2 separate regions of the Homo sapiens genome follow, and region 1 is linked to region 2. The links are chromatin loops, found by intact Hi-C in ENCODE. Cell type or tissue: GM12878. All regions are shown on one strand. Each heading gives the region's core, and the rest is flanking DNA. Links, peaks and the distances in the headings are about the cores only.

Region 1 (8,000 bases), core at 1-8,000, 140 kb after region 2:
AAGAGCAAGATATAATAACAACAACATAGTTAAGTGAAAGATCCAGTTTGTTGTTAAAACCAGAGTTTTAAAAAGATGGGAAGTCATATAAAATTTGAACTGTGGGGTCTAAAGAATTGGTAAAGATCTGAATTCTGCATAACAAGAGTATGAACATTTTGAGGAATCTTTTAAATAAGTGTTTTAAAAGATCTAAGTAAAGGTTCATTGGCAGCATTATTAGTGGAGTTACGATGTCTTTACCTTTCTATGAAATTAATAAAATTTTCTAACTTTCTAATTTGTAATATAATCCCAGAGTCTTTTATTTAATAAAACACTTTTAAAAACAAACAAAAAGGAATGGGCAGATAAGTACTTGTTCTTGCCTCTGTCCTTCTCCCAGGAGATTTGGCTTGAGGAAATTGAGGAAGCCTTGGGGTTTCTGTGGAACTACATTGAGGAATACTTCAGAAAAAATTCTTGGATTTCAAAATGGGGGAGGTTGTCTAAGAATGAGGAGGGGATCTCTCTTTGCTAGACAGCTGTTTATCAAAAGCTGAAGAGATGTCTGCATTTTTGTGTGTATGACAGACATCATTTAAATATGTTGTTACATAGCTGCTAAGTGTATATCACAGACACTTGGTAAACTTTTTAAGAAAAGATACCCAGGATTGGTCCAGTAGTGTATATGTTTAAAAAGCTACCCAGGTTTAGGAACTACTGGTAGAGAATATTAATCAGTCCTATTTGATGTTGTGATTCTTGCTGATCAGTCTTATTAAAAGTTTTTCTTTCTTAAGGAAAACAATATTATGATTTTTAAATATGCTTGTGTTTACAGAGATGTAGTTCTTAATAAAGCAGTAGCAAAACTGCACTACTCTTGCAGAAATAATCTGAGTCCCATCCAGAAATTGAAAAAGTCAACTGTAGGCCAGGCGCTGTGGCTCAATGCCTGTAATCCCAGCAGTTTGGGAGGCTGAGGCAGGTGGATCACCTAAGGTCAGGAGTTCAAGACCAGCCTGACCAACATGGAGAAACCCCATCTCTACTAAAAAAAAAAAAAAAAGCTGTGCATGGTGGTGCATCCCTGTAATCCCAGCTCCTCGGGAGGCTGAGGCAGGAGAATCGCTTAAACCAGGGAGCCAGAGATTGCAGTGACCAAGATCACATCATTGCACTCCAGCCTGGGCAACAAGAGCGAAACTCCATCTCAAAAAAAAAACAAAATCAACTGTAGCCAGGTGTGGTGGCTCATGCTGGTAATCCCAGCATTTTGGGAGGCCGAGGTGGGTGGATCACTTGAGGTCAGGAGTTTGAGACCAGCCTGGCCAACATGGTGAAACCCTGTCTCTACTAAAAATACAAAAGATTAGCCAGGCGTGGCAGCTAGCGCCTGTACTCCCAGCTACTTGGGAGGCTGAGACAGGAGAATTGCTTGAACCCAGGAGGCAGAGGTTGCAGTGAGCCAAGATCATGCCATTGCATTCCAGCCTGGGTGACAGAGTGAGACTCTGTCTCAAAAAAAAAAAAAAAAGTCAACTGTACAAAGTGATGTAATTTTTTTTTATGTTTAATCAGATTATAAAGACTTTGGAACACTTGCCCATTCCTACTAAAAATATGTTGGAGGAAAGCAAAGTACTTCCAATTATTCAACGCTGGTCTCAGACTAAGACTGCTGTCCCTCCGTTGAGTGAAGGAGATGGGTATTCTAGTGAGAATACATCGCGTGCTCATACACCACTCAACACACCTGATCCTTCCACCAAGCTGAGCACAGAAGCTGACACAGACACTCCCAAGAAACTAATGTTTCGCAGACTGAAAATTATAAGTGAAAATAGCATGGACAGTGCAATCTCTGATGCAACCAGTGAGCTAGAAGGCAAGGATGGCAAAGAGGATCTTGATCAATTAGAAAATGTCCCTGTAGAGGAAGAGGAAGAATTGCAGTCACAACAGCTACTCCCACAACAGCTGCCTGAATGCAAAGTTGATAGTGAAACCAACATAGAAGCTAGTAAGCTACCTACATCTGAACCAGAAGCTGACGCTGAAATAGAGCCCAAAGAGAGCAACGGCACAAAACTAGAAGAACCTATTAATGAAGAAACACCATCCCAAGATGAAGAGGAGGGTGTGTCTGATGTGGAGAGTGAAAGGAGCCAAGAACAGCCAGATAAAACAGTGGATATAAGTGATTTGGCCACCAAACTCCTGGACAGTTGGAAAGACCTAAAGGTAAGGAAGCATCTTTTGTTCATTTCAACTTGAATTACTCAGGTTTAGAGTTCTACAAACCTAAGCAAAATTAACTACTTTTTTTAGCCATGCATATTTCTGAAAAATGGAATACTGTCTCTCTTACTGTTTTATTTATAAGTGTCTCAAACATCCTCTAAACCGTGGCAAGAGTCATATTAGCCAAACTAATATACAAATGTCTTCTTTTCTGTCACTTAGAAAAGTACATCACAATAGTGAGTTCAGTCATTTAAGTGCTCTTCACATTAAAAACAAAAATCCTTTGAGGAGCAAACTTAGGATTCTATTTGTAATGAGAAAAAATTAGTGTTTAAATTTATTGGAAATCAGTTGTATTAATGGAAAATTAAAAATAATTGGAAAACTAAGATAATTTAGCAGCTTACTAAAAATGATTGAATGTAAATTTTTATTTTAGAAAAACAACTTTATGGAACTAGTTCGTATTCACTTCTATTATTGTTTCTGAAATGGGCCTGCTTTTAAATGCCTATTTCTTTGGACAAAAGAGGAAAAATAGATCTGGAACTCTTATGCCTATTACATACATAATCTCTTGTTGAAGAATGTAGCAAGATGTGCAGGGTTTGCTTTGCAGAAAACCCAGACTGAGTCTTGGATAAACACAAGAATGAATAACAGGATAAACCTAGGAGAGGTGTGGTACATTTCATTTGTAAGTGATCTGGACTTGGGATCCACGTCTTGAGGACCCTGTGGGAACAGGTTACTTAACTAGCTTCTATTTTTCTGTTCCTCCTTTCTTCTGCCGGAGATGAAGCAACCAAATAAACCAGCAATCCTGACTCTTTGCAGCAAGATGAACACCTGAATCCTCCCTGCCCCTAATTATGATGACAAAGCTCACTCCATTAGATCCTGTGATTTGACCCAATGAAACTGGCCTTAAACACTGAGCAAAATGAGTAGTTGGTGGTTGTGTACTATGCTTCCTCATTTGCTGTGTTGAGACCCTTCTTTAAGTATGTTGTGGTTTCAGCTTTTGTTTACCCATTTGAGCTCTTACTCATGTTACTTTCATCACTTACAATTCAGTATAAAGTCAGCCTTATTATGTCTTAGGAAATCAGGCCTTTTTCTAAATATGAAAGGAAGAGTTCGTAGTAAATTTACTTATGAAGTCAGTATGTGAACTGCAGGAATCAGAATTGCAGTTAATTGAAAGAAGTGCTGGGATAGTCACTTGATGGATTTTTATTTAAGGCCTGCTTTGTGACAGCACAGGAGTCCCTAAAAGGAGTCCCTCTTGTGTTTGGAGGCTGCTAGTGGAGCCTGTAAAGAAGCTCAGTTAAGAAGGTGGAGATGAAGACAAGTACACAAATGGACACAGAAAAGGCCTTTATAGCTGTACTTTTATGGAAGGAAGAATAAGTAGGGTTGTAGACCAGTAGTTTACTTTTGCCGGAGAAGTCTCTGGTTGATGTTATTTTTTAAAACTGCTAAGAAGTAATCATTGTAAAGCTATCTTAAAATCTGGAAAAAGTAAATATTCTTGTTTCTTCGTATGATAGTGGGTTTCTGTAATTGTGATGGTATGAATTACTCTCTAGGATATACTTAACCCAATTAGATGTAACCATGGTAATTTAAACTCACACTCTGGACACACATTTGAGTCCTACAAAATTATTTCTTCCCCTTCTTCTTATCTTCCCCACTCCTATCTGAAACATCAAAGCAATTTTATATGTAGCTTGATGATCCTCTTGATTTGAGGTTTAAAACTTTATTTGTACTTAAAATATATCCTTCTTATCCTTCATACTTTGGATTTTTCCTGATTCTTAGTGTCAAGGGAGCCGTTAAGTAAAATTCTCCTCTCTTCTTCAAACTTTAGTTTGCTCTGGAATCATTACCCATCTAGAATTGTATTACTGAGAAATGTTTTTACTTGACTGTGAACTGTGATGTTTTGTTATACATTGGTGCTGGGGTTCTTAATTCATCCATCATTCTAATTAACATTTACTATGGCTCTGTTTTCAAAACTCTGATTATGGTGGTTCTTAAAAAAACCAGACAAACATAGATAGCATTTAACCAGAAGTCTGAAATCAGGAATCCATAATTTGAACATGTTTTAGAGAAACACATTGACATGATGTGATTACTGTATATCCATACGATCCCGGCATTGAAAGAGTTAACTACTTCTGTCTGACTTCCACCTATGTGTTCGAGTAGACATTGGCTGAAAAGAAAATGTCTTATTCAACCAACCTTTATTAGGCACCTATTGTCAAACACTGTGTTAGTTGCTGATCTTTAATTCCAAGATCGTACTAAAAAGCATTGGTCTAAGATTGTGGTTATGTGGTTATGGCCATTTCAAGTCTCCCCAGCCAACCGGGGGCCACCATAACATTGGTGGACATGTGTTCCGCTTGGCTTTTCTACACACTGGATGGAGTGAAGAACAGAAAGGGATTGCTTCAGATTCCTTAATCTTGGTTTTGCTGTGATGGCAGACTATAGGAATCATCAGTAAATGAAAGAGGGTGGGAGGGAAGGGAATGAAGCTTCATGAATTACTCTTTGTCCTCCCAGATCTGATGATGATCCCCCTTGTAACTTGAACCATTTCCATCTAGCTTCTCAGGGCAGCAAGGAGCTTGTTAACATCACCAGCTGACCATGTGTCTCCTTTTCTCAACTCCATTTCCAACTTCGTGCTGAAGAAAAACGAGAACCTAGCGTGCATTCTGTGAAGAAACAGGAAGATGGTTGGGAAGTTGGATGATGCATGAAAAATATAATAGGTGAAAAGAGGACAGAGGTGGTTAACTCACTGGCGCCGGCGTTATTTTGGTGCGTCCATTGCCGACAATGGATGTCGTTCCGGGAAAATCCCTACTCCTGGCGAGAAAGGATTAAGTGAGCTACTTTTTCTATACCTATATACACAGGACCACTGCCTTGACTCCACAAGGCTTACACATTTTGACTCCTAAAGTAGACCTCAACCAGAAACATCACCTAGCACATTGCCACTTGTGAGCATGTATTCATTTTCATGTGAAAATTTACTAGGCTACATTTTCAGCAGGGATATGTGCATATATTTCTGTTTGCAGAAGAAATTGTTGCATATCACCCTTCATGCTGAAAATATACCCTAGACTTCATAGGGCAAAACAGCTGGTTACCAGTGGTGACTAAGTGTAACTTGACTGGAATATCTTCATTCATTTGGATCATAAGAAGAGGAGGTAAGGTTCCTGTGAACTTGGCAATTTCATTTGCCATTAAACACCGAGAGATTGTAATGGTTAGTGATTCCAGAGCCTCTCTTATAAACACTTAGATTATAGGATGTGCATTTCTCCTTAGAATGAAGTCTGGGTATTTCCATTTGCATCTGGATTTAGATGATTTAGGGACAAAATTACCTACATGTGATAAGTTGAACTCTTCCTAATGACTATTCTTATTCTTCTCTTATTTCATCTTTATCTCAAGACATTATCTTTAATTCAGCAAATCAAGTATTTCCCTAGAAAGCTATGTATTAAAACTCTCTATGAAAAGTTAAAATAAAACATAGAGTTGCCTAAACTGAGAAGTTTTGAGTCACTGTTTGGAATTTCACTCCCTCGCTAATATTGTATGTGAAATCTGCTGTGCAACATTTGAAAATGAAATTATGTTTCCTGGATTTCTGTGATAATTTTTGAATTCTTACTAGAGTAAGATTATTCTGTATCCATAAGGATTAATATTACTTATCCTTTAACAAAATTAGAATTGCCCCTAAAGAATGCTGTTTTAGCTACAGCAACATTGAAATTTTTAAATAAATGTCTCGTTTGGTAGAAGGCAAAAATGGTCTAAAATTTATTGGTCCATTTTTTAACCAAATACTTTCATCTAAATCAAGGGTTGGCCAAATCTGCCCCACTGTCTGTTTTTGTAAATAAAATTTTCTTTGAAACACAGCCATGTTCATTCATTTATGTACTATCATCTGTGGCTGCTTTTGTACTTCAGTGGTAGAGTTGAGTAGTTGTGAGAAAGACTGGATGGCTCACAAAGCCTAAAATATTTACTATCTTGTCCTTTACAGAAAAAGTTTGCCAACATCTGATCTAAAAGATAAAGTGCAGAATCTGGCTGCTCTAAACATTCTGGTTTTGAATGAAGTCATTTTCACTTTACTCTTTTGGGTGAGCTCTTAATTCTGTTTCCCTAAAGACATAATGATCATGTTTCTATTGCTGCCCATGAAATTAGTTTTTTTAAAAAAGTCTTGATGCTGTTTAGGAAGTGATTTGGTTGTACAACTATCTTGAGAGGTGGGAGGGTGTATACATTATAGAATTTCCAAGCTAGAAGTGATCATTAAGGAATATTGTTATTCCCTTAGGACTGTGACCAAGTCAGAAACTTGAGACTGTTTTAGTATAGATGTAGGCAGTATAATTTAAGTCTTATAGTAACCATAATGAAAACACATACATTTTCCTTCTTAATACTTTAAACTTTTAATTATGATATAATTTCAGGCTCAATGAAAAACTGCAAGAACAGCATTCTGTACATATTCTACATGTTACACACATTCTAGTGACGAGTCTAGAGAAAATTCAGTGAAAAATTCCTCTAAACTTTTCACTGAGATTCCCCAGTGTTAACATTTTACCTTATTTTTTTTATTGTTTTCTGTTTCTGAACTTTAAAAAAGTAAGTTACAGCAGAGGTGGGCAGATCATTTGAGCCCAGGAGTTCAAGACCAGCCTGGGCAACAAAGCAAAACCCTGTCTCTACAAAAACTAAAAAATTAGCGAGGCATGGTGGCACATGCCTGTAGTCCCAGCCACTTGGGAGGCTGAGGTGGGAGGATTGCTTGAGCCCAGGAGGTTGAGGCTGCAGTGATCCATGATGGTGTCACTGCACTCCAGCCTGGATGACAGAGTGAGACTTTGTGTAAAAAAAAACAAAACAAAACAACAACAACTAAGTTATAGATATGATGCCCCTGGATATTGTGTATTTCCTAAAACCAAGGATATTCTTCTGTGTAACTTTAGTGTACTTACCAAAATCAGCAAATCACAGTGATAAAATACTATGATCTAATCAGCAGACCTCTTTCAGATTTTGCCAGTTGTTCACATAATGGCCTTTATAGCAAAAAAAAAAAAAAAAAAAAAAAAAAGGCTGAGAATCTAATATGGGAGCACACATTAATTGAGTTGTATGTCTCCTTAGTATCCTTTACTCTGAAATAGTTCTTCGGTCTGCCTTTATTTTTTATAAAGTTCACATTTTAAAGTATTTTTGAATTTTTGTAGAATACCCCGCAGTTGGGTTTGTCTGAAACTTTCCTTTGCTTGGATTCAGGTATACATTTTTTTGGTCAGGAATATTACAGTAGTGTTCTTCTCATGGTACTGAATTGTCCCATTACTAGCATTGTCAACTTTTATCACTCGATTAAGCAGTAGTCTGCCAGACTTTTCCAGTGTAAAGTTACGATTTTTCCCTTTATAATTAAAAAGCATCACATATGAGCAACTTTGGAAATATGTAAATACCCTATTTTTCATAAAATGTATCCATTAGATTTAGCATCCAGTGATTTGCTTGAATTACTTACTGTGGTGGTTGCCAAATGGTGATTTTCTAATTCATTATTCCTTTTACTTTGTTTATTGGACATTCTTTTTTAAGCAAGAAGTTTACTTGTTCTCCTATTTGTTCATTCATTGATTTATACTATTTTACTC
Region 2 (11,050 bases), core at 1,734-9,733:
CATGAAGTCATTAGTGAGGGCCCTGCAGCAGTAGGCTGTCTGGCAAGGAGGTTGCACCTGGTTGAAGGTTGAACTGGATAGTATCTATCCAATCAAAAACCCTGTGATTCTGCTCTTCAGCCCATCAGCAGATGGACATGGATTTTGTTGAAGAAAGTGATAGGATTGCCTTGGGGGCTCTGCCCTCTCCCTCCTCCAGCTCCTTTCTCTTCCCCTGACTGATGCTTCCAGGAGTCGATGCTTCCAGTATGGCAGGAAGGTAGGGGTGTTGTGTTCATTCAGATGGGTCTGTCATTCCAGAAAATAGTTCCTGCTGAGTTAATTTGCCAGCCAAGTCACCCCTGGAGGGACTTCCAGTTGCAACAATGTGACAGGTGAGATAATCTGAAAACATTCCTGCTACAAATAGAGGTGCTGACTAAAATATAACATTCTTTTAAATACAGTTGACCCTTGAGGCCACATGTGGTGGTTCATGCCTGTAATCCCAGCACTTTGGGAGGCTGAGGCAGGTAGATCACTTGAGGCCAGGAGTTTGAGACCAGCCTGGCAAACATGGCAAAAACCTGTCTCTACTAAAAATACAAAAATTAGCCGGGTGTGGTGGTGCACACCTGTAATCCCAGCTACTTGGGAGGCTGAGACACAAGAATTGCTTGAACCTGGGAGGCGAAGGCTGCAGTGAGCTGAGATCATGCTGCCGCACTCCAGCCTGGGGAACAGAGATTCTGTCTCAAAAAAAAAGAAAAAGAGAAAAGAAATACAGTTGACCCTTGAACAACACGGGTTTGAAATGCACAAGTCTACTTATACATGGGATTTTTTCAACCAAAGGTGGATTGAAAATACAGTATTCAAGGGATGCAAAATCTGCATATGTGGAGAGTCAACTTTTTGTATGTGCAGGTTCCGCAGGACTGAGTGCAGGACTTATGTGTGGATTTTGGCATATGGAAGGGGCCCTGGAGCCAATCCCACATGTATACCAAGGGACGACTGTACAAAGTAAGATTTGCAAGCAAGAAAGGGAACTGTCAGGAGCTGAACATAAAGGAGGAACTGAAAACCTGAGTGGTCAGCGTGTGAACTGGCTATGTCTTCTAGGGACTAGGAGAAGGTATGTGAGCGGATTGTTACTTTTGAAGGTTAAATGTCCACATAAGTATGAGAAATAAGACGTCAGTTCATGCCATATAGGAAGCTGGAAATGGGACTGCCTGAATAAAGATGGCACCCTGAAGGCTTCATCACTGGTGAAGAGGTGAGCTAGAAAACCGAATGTCTAATTGTCTCCCTAAACATACTTTACCCATAACCTTCCTTAGCCTAATTGCTCAGGCTAAAATCCTTAGTTTTGTACTTCATTCCTCTCTTCTCTCAGACCTCACACTGAATCTATCCAGAAATTCAGTAGGCTTTACCTTCCTCCTATATTCAAAATCTGACCATTTCTCACCACTTCTTGCCTGGATATTGCAACAGCTTCCTGTCTCCTGGCTTCTCCTTTTGCTCTCTATTTCCAGAACAGCAGCCTGGCTGAACCTTTTTTTTTTTTTTTTTCCTCATGCTGGAGAGCAGTGGCATGATCCTAGCTCACTGCATCCTCGAACTCCTGGGTTAAAACAATCCTCCCATGTCAGCCTCCAGAGTAGGTAGGATTACAAGCCACCAGGTCTAGCCCTGGTTGACCTTCTGAAATATGTTAGATCACATTACACCTCTTCTCAAATTTTTAATGGTTTCCTATTTTGCTCAGAGTGAAACCCAAGTCCTTAAAACATCCCACAAGATCCTATATAATCGTGACTTCTATGATTTCTCTACTCTTGTCTCATCTACTGTCCCCTTGCTCACTCTACTCCAGCCACATGGGCTTCCTTACTTTTCCTCCCAACATGCCAGACAGACAGCTCCTGCTTCCAGGCCTTTGCAATGGCTGTTTCCTCTGCCTAAAACATTCTTTCCCTACATGTCCACATGATTCACTTTCCTAAGTCCTTGCTTAAATGTCACTTTTTTCTTTTCTTTTTTTTTTTTGAGTCGGAGTCTCGCTGTGTCTCCCAGGCTGGAGTGCAATGGTACAATCTTGGCTCACTGCAACCTCCGCCTCCCAGCTTCAAGCGATTCTCCTGCCTCAGCCTTCCAAGTAGCTGGGATTACAGGCACGTGCCACCACACCCAGCAAACTTTTGTATTTGTAGTAGAGATGGGGTTTCACTATATTGGCCAGGCTGGTCTCTTGGCCAGGCTGGTCTCAATCACCTGACCTCGTGATCCGCCTGCCTCGGCCTCCCAAAGTGCTGGGATTACAGGCGTGAATCACCACGCCCGGCCCTTTTTTGAGACAGAGTTTCACTCTCTTGACAGGCTGGAGTGCAGTGGTGCGATCTCTGTTCACTGCAACCTCTGCCTCCTGAGTTCAAGCAATTCTCACACCTCAGCCTCCAAGTAGCTGGGATTACAGGCGCGCACCACCACGCCCAGCTAATTTTTTTTTTGTATTTTTTTTTTTTTTTTTTTTTAGTAGAGACGGGGTTTTTCACCATGTTGGCCAGGCTGGTCTCAAACTCCTGACCTCGAGTGGTCTGCCTGCATCAGCCTCCCAAAATGCTGGGATTATAGGCATGAGCCACCACACCCGGCTTTAAATGTCACATTCTGTAGCAGATGCTGTCATGCCTTGACACAGTCCCTTGCACTTGCCATTCCTGCTAATGGCTTCCTAGTGAAAGCATCTGCAACTTTCCACATAAAGGCTTTGTCTACATAGGTGTTCATCTGCTTCAGGGTAGTTCCAAATGCCAGGGAGTTAACGACACCTTTAGGAGCAACCCTCAACCAATAAATCAGTGGATTATTATCTCAACTTTCTCCCCTTTGGGTAGAACAACTCCTCTGGGCATGTTTTCCACTAAATGGAACTTTCCCAGGACTTCCCAGCATAAACACACAAATTCACACATACACGAATGGAGCCAAAGAAAAAAATAGTTGATATATTGTTTGTGGGCTTGTCAATGAAATGATAACATCTTAAAATACTTAGGCTAGGCACAGTGACTCATGACTGTAATACTGGCACTTTGAGTGGCTGAGGTAGGAGGATTGCTTGAGCCCAGAAGTTCGAGACCAGCCTGGGCAACATGGCAAAATCCCATGTCTATAAAAATAAAATAAAAAATTAGCTGGGCATGGTGGCACTCCAACCTGACAACAGAGTGAGACCCTGTCTATATATATATATGTAAATGGAATTTGAGGAGAAAAGTAAAAATAAGAAAACAAAAAAGAAGCATAAAAAAGAATATATGTATGATATATATAACATTATTTTAACAGCTTTAATTTTTTTTTAATGGGCTCAAGCAATCATCCCACTAAAAATCCTGGCTAATTTTTTTTTTTTTAACTTTCTATAGAGACAAGTTCTCACTATATTGCCCAGGTTGGTCTTGAACTCCTGGGCTCAAGTGATCCTCCTGCCTTGGCCTCCCAAAGTGCTGGGATTATAGGCATGAGCCACTGCACCTGGCCTATATTTTTAATAATATATATTATAAAAGTGTAATGAAAAGGATACAATTGAATCAGTATAGCACCCAAAGTTTCTTTCTAGAGGTCTGAGATTCAAGGTAGGACAAAAAGCTCTGGAGAGTCCCTCCTATGTTCCATTATCTTTAATCCAAAGAGCTCAGATACCTCTATTGCTATTTCCTCTGGCACTGCAGGGAAGTTCCAATCCACCTGGTCCGCACTAGTTGGGCCCAGGGAGTATCGGTCTGGGCTTGATTGTTGGTCAGTGGATTGCACTTTTATGAAGCAATACAAAATAGGGACAGATCACAGGCTTTGGGCCAGAGACACCTGAGTTTAGATTGGGATTCTGTATCTTACTGACATTTGACATTGAGTAAGTTGTCTAATTTCTCTGCCTTCCTTTCCTTGTGTATAGAACCATGATCACTGTAGGGCTTTGTGGAATGATGTGAAGTGCACAGCAGGTCCTCAACCAATTGAAACAGCCATGACAGTAACAATAACTATGAAAATAAAGATGCGAATGTACCCAGCATTATGTTTGATAGGTGATTAGCTTGTACACACACACACGCACATACATATACATGCATGCACACATACAACCAATGTTAGTCTCCCTCTCCACTCCCCAAAATGGATTTTGGATTTGAAGAGGCAGCATTTGGGCCAATATTATCTCTCTCCAATTAATGCTGACTGTCATGGCATTTTAAGACCAATCTCTGGCCGGGCACGGTGGCTCACACCTGTAATCCCAGCACTTTGGGAGGCCGAGGCAGGCGGATCACTTGACGCCAGGAGTTCGAGACCAGCCTGGCCAACATGGTAAAACCCCATCTCTACTAAAAATTTTAAAAAATTAGCTGGGTGTTACAGCTGGGTGAAACAGTGAGACCCTGTCTCAAAAAATTAAAAAAAAAAAAGGGCAAACCAATAATCTAAGGGCAAATTCTTATGCCAAACCTTATTTTAAGATTGGACTCTGGGCCAGGCACGGTGGCTCATGCCTGTAATCCCAGGACTTTGTGAGGCCAAGGTGGGCAGATCACTTGAGGTAAGGAGTTCAACACCAGCCAGGCATGGTGGTAGATGCCTCTAATCCCAGCTACTCCGAAGGCTGAGGCAGGAGAATCGCTTGAACCTGGGAAGTGGAGTTGCAGCGAGCCAAGATTGTACCACTGCACTCCAGCCTGAGCAACAAAGAAAGACTCTAAAAAAAAAAAAAAAAAAAAAAAAGACTGGGCTCTGAATAAAGTGAAAAAGAAAACGTGTTATGTACACACACACAACAAAGAAAAAGGGAGGTGCATTTTTGAGCTCTGAGACAGCTGTTCTTAACCCTGGCTGCATATTATGATCAACTGGAGTGCTTTTATAAAATCCTGATGCCTAGGCCACATGTTAGATAAATTAAATCAGAGCCTCTGGGACCTGAGCCTCAGTATGTTTTAAAAGCTCCCCAAGTGACTCTAATGTGCACACTGAGTTGAAAACACCCTTGGCCCCTGCCCCATAGAAGGAAACTTGTATATATATTTGTTCTTCACCTTTGGCATGCACTGTTTACCTGATTAATATGTTGATGAGCCGTTAACCTTAATTAGCAACTATTTCTTTTCTTCTCTTTTCTTTTCTTTTTTTTTTTTTTTTTTTTGAGATGGAGTTTCTCTTTTGTTGCCCAGGCTAGAGTGCAATGGCATGATCTCGACTTGCTGCAACCTCTGCCTCCCAGGTTCAAGCGATTCTCCTGCCTCAGCCTCCTGAGTAGCTGGGATTACAGGCATGTGCCACCACGCCTGGCTAATTTTGTGTTTTCAGTAGAGATGGGGTTTCTCCATGTTGGTCAGGCTGGTCTCAAACTCCCGACCTAAGGTGATCCGCCCGCCTCAGCCTCTCAAAGTGCTGGGATTACAGGCATGAGCCACCACACCCGGCCAATTGGCAACTATTTCATAACACGTACTCTCTTAAAAACAAGCACAGAAGCTTCTCTACTTATAACCTTTCAATTCATAAACTTCCATAGTTTCTTATTATAAAGCTCTGAATAGTCCAAGGTGATATCTGGGTGGTAGCTATGTTGTACATGCTCCACAGGTGATTCTGATTTGCAGTCAATATTGAGAGACAGGCTGGGTGCGGTAGCTCATGCCTATCATCCCGACACTTTGGGAGGCTGAGGCCAGGAGGGTCACTTGAGGCCAGAAGTTCAAGACCAGCCTGGTCAACCTAGTGAGACTCCCCGTCTCTTAAAATATATATATATTGAGAGACATTGCAATAGGTGCTCAATAAACATTTAGATGGATGACTATGGATGAATAGATGGGTGGATCACTGGACAAGGTAGAGCAGGGGTTCTCAACCTTGGTACCATGGACATTTTAGGCCAAATAATTATTTGTTGTTGGGGTAGGGGTGCTGTTCTATGTGTTAAATGGGAGGTTTAGCAGCATCTCTGGCCTTTACCCACTAGATGCCAGTAGCATCCCCCAAACCCCCTACTGTCCATTATGACAGCCAAAAATATCTCTACACGTTTCCAAATATCCCCAGGGAGCAAAATTGCCCCGATTGAGAACCACTTGGATAGATTAATGAAGAGGTAAACAGATCAATGGATGAATGGACGGACAGGTGGTTGGATAGAAGGATCGATGGATGGATGGCTGAATGGATGGATTATATAGGTTGATGGATTGATGAATGGTGGTTGGATGGGGTAGATTAGTGTTGAGTTGATGAATGAGTGGGTGGAAAAATAGATGAATGGCTACGTGGATGAGCGAGTGGGCAAGTGGATGAGTGAGTGGAAGGGTGGATGGATGAAAGATCAGGCCTCGGCCAGGCGGGGTGGCTCACTCCTATAATCCCAGCACTTCGGGAAGCCGAGGTGGGTAGATCATTTGAGGTCAGGAGTTCATGACCAGCCTGGCCAGCATAGTGAAACCCCCATCTCTACTAAAAATACAAAAATTAGCCAGGCGTGGTGGCAGGCGCCTGTAGGCTGAAGCAGGAGAATCACTTAAACCCAGGAGGCGGAGGTTGCAGTGAGCCGAGATAGTACCATTACACTCCAGCCTGAGTGACAGAGCAAGACTCTGTCTCAAAAAAGAAAAAAAAAGAAGAAAAAGAAAAAAAGGAAGATCAGGCCTCATAAACCTAACTGAATGTCTTTGATCCTGAAGTTTTGACTTTGAGGACATTCTTTGCTCTTTGTCCATAACATAGCATAACATGGAGAGTAAATATTTGGCATACAAAATAATTGGAAGGGTAAAATAGGGCTAAATTTAAAATTTCAGACCTTGACATCATGCTATGATGTCACCTTTGGTCAAATCTGATCCAGGAAAAAGCAGACTTGGTAAACCTAACTGAGATAAAATAAAACCAATTATAGCTAAAACTGACCATAGTAAGTTGTTACTAACTGAAAATTGACAAAAAAATAAAATTTCACCACAACATCAAAATATAAAAATTTGACCCAAGAAAACTAGATTTGATAGCAATAAATGCCACAAAATAAAATTCAGATTGAGAAAAGCTATAGTTATATTTAGTATAAAAATGGTCAAAGATTTAAATATTTTAAAATAAAATGTACAATAATAACCTCAATAAAATAGTGTTTAAATATTTGGGTTTTTTCAAATTATTATTTTTGAAAATAAATTTTAAATGAAAAAAATCACTTTAGTAATAATGTGTAGAAAATGTGTGAAGGGATTAAACAGACTTAGTGGAGCCTGCTCAAGAAATATTTTCCCAAATTTATCATTGTCGATATGATCCTGATTAAAATATCTGTATTTCCAAACAGAGTCAAAACATCTGGCTGGTAAAATAATAACAATAATGAGATCAGAAGTTTATCTGGGTAAGAAAAAAAAAGTTTCTCTGGGTAAAATCCAGCTATTGTCTAGCCATTGGGCCTGATGTTCAGAAACAGCTCCCTGACTTTTTTGCAGGTCATTGTTTTTCCGGTTGCTTGGATTTTTTTTTTTTTTTTTTTTTTGAGACGGAGTTTTTGCTCTTGTTGCCCAGGTTGTAGTGCAATGGCGTGATCTTGACTCACCGCAACCTCCAGCTCCTGGGTTCAAGTGATTCTCCTGCCTCAGCCTCCCGAGTAGCTGGGATTACAGGCATGCACCACCACGCCCAGCTAATTTTTTTGTGATTTTAGTAGAGACGGGGTTTCTCCATGTTGGTCAGGCTGGTCTCCAACTCCCGACCTCAGGTGATCCGCCCGCCTCAGCCTCTCAAAGTGCTGGGATTACAGGCGTGAGCCACTGCGCCTGGCCTCTTTTCTTTCTTTTTTAATGAAAATATAGGTTTCTGTAAATATAAAGATTTATAGAAGATAAGTTTGCCCAGAGTGTAGGGAAAAACTGTGAAAGACTTTAAAATGCAACAAAAGATGAAATCTGGTGTCTTCAATAGACAACAACAAGGTGGTATCTAGCAGCCCCTTCCCAATTATGGGATTTTTTTTTTTTTTTTTTTTTGAGACGGAGTCTCACTCTGTCCCCCAGGCTGGAGTGCAGTGGCACGATCTTGGCTCACTGCAGCCTCCACCTCCCAGGTTTAAGCGATTCTCATGCTTCAGCTGGGATCCCAAAGTGCTGGGATTACAGGAGTGAGCCACCGCGCCCAGCCCAGTTATGGGATTCTAAGGGGGCTCTGGCCTTTCATTGTCTTTCGAGTTATTTTCAGTCCAGTAAATTGTAGATAATGGATAGAAATGCAAATGTAATTGCCCCTAGACTTCAAATTCTCTTTCCCCACCCAACCCCTTTTTAAAAAAGGCCAGTTTTACATCTATTTGTAAATTCATTTCAGCATTCCTGACCTATATAAGTATGGTACTTTATTATTTTTTAATTTTTAAAATTGATATCTAGTAGTTGTATGTATTTTGTGGTATATGTGATATTTTGATACATGTATACAATGTATAATGATCAAATCAGGATAATTGGGATATTCATTACCTCTAACATTTATCATGTAAGTGTGGTACTTTATATTCTCCTTTGAACTTGTAAAATCTTACTGGTTCCCTCATTAATTAATGAGTTAAATAAAATTATTGGCTGGGCGCTGGTGGCTCATGCCTGTAATCCCAGCGCTTTGGGAGGCCGAAGTGGGAGGATTACTTGAGGTCAGGAGTTCAAGACCAGTCTGGCCAACATGGTGAAACTCCGTCTCTACTAAAAATACAAAAATTAGCTGGGTGGGATGGTGGCCACCTGTAATTCCAGCTACTCTGGAGGCTGAGGCAGGAGAATCACTTGAACCTGGGAGACGGAGATTGCAGTGAGCTGAGATGGCACCACTGCACTCCAGCCTGGGCGACAGAGCAAGACTCTGTCTCAAAAAAAATAAATAAAAATAAAATAAATAAATAATAATAAATAAAATATTTGCTACATATTCATTTTAACATATGTATGTCAGTCACAATGACAACTTGTTTGAAAAGTTATCCTTTAATAAAAAATACACAGGCATTATTTTTCACTGTTGGAGACAGCATCAATTGGTTCATGTTTTCTGGAGAACAATTAAGTAGTGTATCACCAGAGGCTTGAAAATGTATATATTGGGCCTGGTGCAGTGGCTCATGCCTGTAATCCCAGCACTTTGGGAGGCCGAGCCTGGTGGATCACGAGATCAGGAGATCGAGACCATCCTGGCTAACACGATGAAACCCCATCTCTATTAAAAATACAAAAAATTAGCCAGGGGTGGTGGCATGCACCTGTAGTCCCAGCTACTCAGGAGGCTGAGGCAGGAGAATTGCTTGAACCTGGAGGCAGAGTTTGCAGTGAGCCAAGATCGTGACACTGCATTCCAGCCTGGGTGACAGAGCCAGACTCCGTCTCAAAAAAAAAAAAAAAAACCAAAAAATGTATATATTGGTACATACTTTAGTACACACTTTTTGGATAAAACTTGGCAATACCTTTCAGAATTTTAATTGTCTATACTAGTGGTGTTTCATAAACACATTTTGTTCAAATGTAAATTTTTAATAGTTTTATATTATTCAGATCCCACTGCCGGGTGCAGTGGCTCATGCCTATAATCCCAACACTTTGGGAGGCCAAGGCGGGCGGATCACTTGAGGTGAGGAGTTCAAGACCAGCCTGGCCAACATGGTGAAACTCCGTCTCTACCAAAAATATAAAAAATTAGCCAGGTGTGGTGGCATGTGCCTGTAATCCCAGTTACTCGGGAGGCTGAGGCAGGAGAATTGCTTGAACCCCAGAGGCGGATGTTGCAATGAGCCAAGATCGTGCCACTGCACTCCAGCCTACGTGATAGAGGGAGACTCCATCTACAAAAAAAAAAAAAAAAGAAAAGAAAAGAAACTAGTGGTGGCTTATGCCTGTAATCCCAGCACTTTGGGAGGCAGAGGCAGAAGGATTGTTTGAAGCCAGGAGTTCAAGACTAGCCTGAACAACATAGCGAGACCTTGTCTCTCCAGAAATTTTAAAAATAAGAAATTAGCCAGATGCGGTGGCACACACCTGTGATCCTAGCTACTCAGGAGGCTGAGGTGGGAGAATAGCTTGAGCCCAGGAATTCGAGCCCAGCCTGAGCAACATAGAGAGACCCCATTTCTACAAAGTAAAAAGGAATATTAACTCTCCAAAACGCCCCCTGAAAAAACATGTTTGTTAAGTAAAGCTAATTTTATTAAACTTAAGGAGAACACCAATATGAGAAAGTTGTAATTGTTTTTCAGAAGGGGAGAGTTGGGAGGATATTTTTAGGGTTTTAGGGCCTTAACTTGGATATTTTCAGGAGGGTCTTGCAAAGCAGGAAACTGAGATTAGGCAGAATTTATGATATAATAATTTTGGATTGATGGGCACAGTGAGGCAAAAGTCTTTAAGCAGGTCTTGGTGACTTAGCTTTTAGTTTTTTGCTTTTTTTGAGACAGGGTCTCACTCTTGCCCGGGCTGGAGTACAGTGGTGTGAGCCTCAACATCCTGGGCTCGAGTGATTCTCCCACCTCAGCCTCCTGAGTAGCTGGGGCTGCAGGTGCGTGCCACCAAGCCCAGCTAATTTTTGTATCTTTTGTAGAGACGGGGTTTCACCATGTTGTTCAGGCTGGTCTCAAGCAATCTGCCTGCCTCAGCCTCCCAAAGTGCTGGGACTACAGGCATGAGCCACCACACCTAGTCAGCTTCTAGTTTTTATAAATATGCTCTTTTTGCTAGTTCACAGTCTTATCTTCCAGGAACAAGTTTGTTTGTTGTTGTTGTTGTTGTTTTTGAGACAGAGTCTCACTCTTTCGCCCAGGCTGAGGTGCAGTGGCACCATATCAGCTCACTGCAACCTCCGTTTCCTGGGTTCAAGCAGTTCTCCTGCCTCAGCCTCCAGAGTAGCTTGGATTACAGGAGCCCACCACCATGCCCGGATAATTTTTATATTTTTAGTTGAGACAGGGTTTCACCATGTTGGCCAGGCTGGTCTTGAACTCCTGACCTCAGGT

The links. Peaks named below come from ENCODE experiments on the same cell type or tissue, not always from the same donor. Only the 100,000 strongest peaks of a DNase experiment are listed, where the experiment ranks them.
Region 1: it touches region 2 in a loop (2.2-fold over the local background); 1 of 110 quality-filtered maps calls a loop at or near these places.

Annotation. Positions count from the first base shown.
Region 1 is chr3:47,077,949-47,085,948 of GRCh38, reverse strand. SETD2 (SET domain containing 2, histone lysine methyltransferase) reads left to right here. Exons shown (of 21, transcript NM_014159.7): 12 at 1,567-2,229. Among named protein-coding and RNA genes, the nearest start is that of SETD2, 82 kb to the left of the region's middle. RefSeq lists enhancers at 1,672-1,811, 1,696-2,197. In GM12878, for the core only: no CTCF peak of the experiment used is centred there; DNase peaks (open chromatin) are centred at 1,958 and 3,188; H3K27ac peaks cover 796 bases.
Region 2 is chr3:47,215,849-47,226,898 of GRCh38, reverse strand. The region is part of intron 2 of KIF9-AS1 (KIF9 antisense RNA 1); the gene reads right to left. Among named protein-coding and RNA genes, the nearest start is that of SNORD13J, 29 kb to the left of the region's middle. In GM12878, for the core only: a CTCF peak has its summit at 6,009 (motif pointing right); no DNase peak of the experiment used is centred there.